2 separate regions of the Homo sapiens genome follow, and region 1 is linked to region 2. Evidence: chromatin loops called from intact Hi-C (ENCODE). Cell type or tissue: HepG2. All regions are shown on one strand.

The links. A loop is a pair of places that touch in the nucleus more often than their neighbours do. Peaks named below come from ENCODE experiments on the same cell type or tissue, not always from the same donor. Only the 100,000 strongest peaks of a DNase experiment are listed, where the experiment ranks them.
Region 1: it touches region 2 in a loop (2.5-fold over the local background); 2 of 110 quality-filtered maps call a loop at or near these places.

The regions. Positions count from the first base shown.
Region 1 is chr18:39,798,953-39,801,452 of GRCh38, forward strand. No RefSeq gene overlaps it. Among named protein-coding and RNA genes, the nearest start is that of LINC01902, 42 kb to the right of the region's middle. In HepG2, no CTCF peak of the experiment used is centred here; a DNase peak (open chromatin) is centred at 1,369; H3K4me3 peaks cover 2,033 bases.
Region 2 is chr18:39,635,802-39,638,301 of GRCh38, forward strand. All of the region lies in intron 2 of MIR924HG (MIR924 host gene), which reads right to left. Among named protein-coding and RNA genes, the nearest start is that of MIR924, 15 kb to the left of the region's middle. In HepG2, no CTCF peak of the experiment used is centred here; a DNase peak (open chromatin) is centred at 1,350.

The DNA of each region.
Region 1 (2,500 bases), 160 kb after region 2:
CTAATAGTCTTTAGGACTGTTTTTATTTCTTAAAGATTAAAATCACGTGAGCTGAAAGGTACCATAGCTTTTCACTTCCCTTACAAAATACTTGATCAAAGGACTTGTCTTTCTTTAAGCCAAATTAATCAGAGCTCTTCTTACACACATCACACACAGTACACATACAGGTAGAAGAAAACCTAGTCGCTGGGTGGGGCCCTTTAAGAGACAGCTCTAGGAAAACATGCAGATGTCAAACCAGAAAGGGCTCATCCCCTATGGCAGGCTTGCCAAACAAAGCTTTGCCAAGTGGTTACCGGCCATGGCCCGCAGGATATAAAGCAAGATGGAGGCTTAATTTCACAACCAAAACTTTGCAGAAAATATAAACAGTGATGGTTGTTGCGGGCGGGAGGGGGCGGCGGCGGGGGGCGGGGGGTGCCTGGCCTAGCAAAACATCTTCTAAAAGAAAAAAAAAACTTTAAAACTTAACTTGCTGATTGGGTACAGAAAGGGAAAGAAAATAAACAGTTTAAAAATGCCTAGGGAAGTCCCGGTGCGGTGGCCCACGCCTGTAATCCCAGCACTTAGGGAGGCCGAGGCAGGCGGATCACGAGGTCAGGAGATCAAGACCATCCCGGCTAACACGGTGAAACCCCGTCTCTACTAAAAATACAGAAAAAAAATTAGCCAGCCGTGGTGGCGAGTGCCTGTAGTCCCAGCTACTTGGGAGGCTGAGGCAGGAGAATGGCGTGAACCCGGGAGGCGGAGCTTGCTGTGAGCCAAGATCGCGCCACTGCACTCCAGCCTGGGCGACGGAACGAGACTCAGTCTCAAAAAAAAAAAAAAAAAAATCCTGGGGAAGAACCTCTTATTCTTATGCAAGTGGTTTCTCCACCAGGGAGAAAAGTTTGATTACTGGCTGATGGAGCTGAATCTCTTGGCGGGGAAGGGGAAGGCTCCAGCCGTTCATGGCGGAAAATGCCAGCCAGCTGCCCCGGGATCCTTGAGCCGTGCCTCCCATTCCGGCAGGGAGTTGGGGGTGGAGGGGAGACACTGCTCACCAGTTGGTCCCAAAAAAGGAAGGAAAAGGTCAAGCAACAGTGAGAGGTTTTGAGTCTCCATTTCACTCACCGCTTCTGGTGCCCCCACATTGCGCGCCAAAAATGTTGCAGGACTTTTTCTTAGTTCAGCTGAAGATAAAGTTCTTGTCCGTCCCACGGCCATGAAAATTCAGGCTCGCAGATGATTTAAAGGGTGAGTAAGGCAGGGTTTTATTGGGTAAAAAGGGGAAAAAAGGGGGGACACAGGTATTCCCTCACAAGGTCAGACTCCCCTGCTAGAGCACTTCCCGCCTGCCGTTCGAATCCCAAGTTCCACACAGGAAGGGGAGGGGCCAGGCTCCTCAATGCTGCAAACCTGGCGAACTTCCCGAGGCTTCACCTCAGTGGAGAGGCTGGTTAGAATTTCTCCAGGGACCCTCTGTCACTTGGCTGTCTCAAAGGGATTTCTTTCTAATTGACAAATTAAGACAGCAACTTTGCATATAGCCCAGATGTCTACATTAAGAAAAAATTAGATTGGTCTATTGTCAAATGTAATCTCATTTTCCTAAATAATAACATGGTGACCCTCCTGAATTAAAAAGACAAGACCTAAAGTATTACATAAAAACTTTAAAACTTTGTTTTCCTCCAAATGAAGTGAAAATTAGACACCAGGGAGGTAACTGAGTTTCAAACCTGATTGTAACATTGAATATTTCAGCTTTGTCTAATATAAGCCTAAAGCATAAGAACAAGAAATGAAACAATGCTGATTCAAAGTGGAGTGTCAACTTGACCACTAAAAGTGAACCACTCCATAAAAGTAGGAACCCAAAGAGGTCCACTGATTCACAAAAGAAGATGCTGAGAAAACGTGCCTGTCTTGAACTTGGCATTGGGTAGAAGGAAAAAATATATTTTACATATGTGTCATATGTGACATATATGTGTCATATAGACATATGGGTAATCTGTGAAATAATATATGACAAGACAAAAATACGACATATATCACACACGACACATATATATCACTTATGATACAAATAAGCCACAATGACATATAGATGTATGTCATATGTGGCATATATTTGTCATATGCCATGTGTGACATGCATTAGTCATACAGCATATGAAATGTATGTCGTTTCATATGCCAAATATGTGACATGTGTCAAATATGCATCTTATGCGACATGTATAAGACATGAGTCACGTGACATAGGTGTGAAATATGACATGCGGCATGCATGTGGTGTGTCATACAGGGATCATATGGGTCATACATGACAAATGTGTGTCATATGTGTCATAGGCGACACGCGTCGTATGGAACGTGTGTTGTGTTATACACGCGACATACGTGTTGTGTGTGACATGTGTGTGACATGTATGTCACATACAAGTCGTTCGTAAGACGTTAGTTTCTATGTAAATATGCATGCCATGTGCGACGTGTATGTGACGTTTGC
Region 2 (2,500 bases):
AAAGTATCCATTGTTTATTTTCTGTACTGTAACAGTCCCTCTCTAAGTAACTATATGGATGATAAAGATCTGGCTAAACTGCAATTTTTTTCCCTATCTTCTAGGTCAATAACACTTCCTGGTTATTATTCCTGGGATATTCCTCTTGGGTAAAAAGACATTTCTGTTTTCTTGAGAGCTCAATGTTTTTCCATATCACTAAAGTCTGAAGTGTAGAAAAAAAAAACCAGTTTAAATTATTATTATATTTTTGGCTTCTCACTACAGTAAAACATAATTTGGCTGAAATAATGAGATTCAATTGCTCATAAGTAAACTGTAGCTTAAACAATGACAGTTGGGCAGTATTTGTTGTTGAGTCTCCTGTTTCAGCAGCAAGCATTGTTATTGACTCATTTTTGACATATTTTCTACAGATTAAGAATTTGGTAAAGGGGCCAAGAAAAAAAATACCAGAGTGCTAGACTGAATTCTAACAAGGTGAAACTATTCTACACTAAGCTCTGATCTCCTTTTCAAGAACTTCTTAACCATAATTTAGCAAACATAGATTCACTATGGAATCTATGGAAAGTGACACAACTATCTGTTTTTTGTATTACATATTTTTCAGTTTCCAGATACTAGATTAAAAAATTTTGATCTGCCTAAATTCTAATTAATATGATTAAATTTCCTTAGAAGAGTATGTTATTACTTCTAGTGTATTGGAAGGCAAATACCAAGGCACATGAGTTGCAAATGACCTTTACTGCACTGAGAGATTTACTTACATGTGACACACTGGTTTACTGACATTCTCCATCCCTGTGTTGTTTGAGGCATAGAAAAAGCAAATAGATTTCACTTGAGTGACACTTCTAAGTGAAGGAAGGTCATTTTAATCATCTCCAATCTTCTTTTGTGAACCCATCTCTAGACTTTTAAATGCCTGATAATCTTTTCACTTGGTAGCCGTTATTCTGGTATGGTTATAAAAGTCAGAAGTAAAAGTCCTATTCCATAGTGTCTCATAGCATCTTTCTAGAAACAATAAACAAAGCAAAACAAAACCCTGTAAATTTGGGTAGGAAAGTAGGGGTTCAGAACCAAATAGATATTCAGAACAGATAATGATCCTGTATCTGGGTTCCAGAAGTCCTCTTCTGCCTCCCTGACAAGCAGAACAGACCTTGCTTCAGTTTCTTATTGATATCATTTATGGGCAGTCTTGGTGGTGGCAGTTGTTTTGGGGATGAGATTTTACCTCTTTAGGAAAATGTCCTGACAGGCAGGAGAACTGCACATGTTGCCAGGGAGGCAGAAAGAACAAAGGTCATCCCTCTGGTTGCCCACCCACTTCATCCTACTGTGAACTGTGGCCCCTGACTTTGGCTTTATCAGATCCCTCCTAGGCAAAGCTTCACTGTCTTTTATCTAGTTCTTCAGAATTTAACTTTTCTGAGTGAGAGGTAACTAGGTGCTATGGTCTGAATGTTTGTGCCTGGATGATTCATCTGCGTGATAAAACCTTGGCCTGCACAACCCCTTATTATAATCCAGACATTCGTTTCTATGTTAATAACTCTTTCAACTAATTACCAATCAGAAAATCTTTAAATCTACATATAACCTGGTAGCCTCCTCCCACCCCACTTTGAGTTGTCCTGTCTTTCCAAATCAAAGCAGTGCACATCTTACATGTACTGATTGATGTCTCATGTCTCCCTAAAATGTATAAAACCAAGCTGTACCCTGACCACCTTGGGCACATGTCATCAAGACCTCCTGAGGCTGTGTCACAGGTGCATCCTTAACCTTGGCAAAATAAACTTTCTAAATTGATTGAGACTTGTCTCAGATACTTTTGGTTTATACCCTTATAAAGGAGGCATGAGGGAGATTTTTTGCCCCTTCTGCCATGTGAGGACACAGCAAAAATGTTACATCTTTGAAGCAAAGAACGAGCCCTTACCAGACACTGAATCTGCTAGTACCTTGATCTTAGACTTCCAGCCTCCATAACAGTGAGCAATATATATCTGTTGTTTATAAATTGCCCAGTCTGAGGTATTTTGTTATGGCAGCCTGAATAACTAAGACACTAGTATTACCAACTATTGCTGTCTAATGAAACAAAATGCAGTTTTAAAGTTGAGATAATAATGGATGCTAATAATATATACACCCTTCAAAATCTAGAACAGATTTTATTTTTCCATTTAACCTTCTTTGACTATCTCAGTATAAAGTGATAACCAGCCCCTGCCCCTTGACTTCTGTTCCTTCTCACTCACCTGCTGCTTGCTGTTATTACTTAGTATTTTATGTGAATAAAATATGACTGTTATGCAATATCACTACTTTTTTCTATCAGAACTTATACCTTGAAATGATTACTGTCCCTTGGGCAATTATACAATTATTTTAATAATGGAGCCCTAACTTAGAACACTGCTTGAATTCCTCTTTTGGAATTTTCTTCAAAGCTTGTAGCACATTTTTTTTTTGAAAGCCTCAA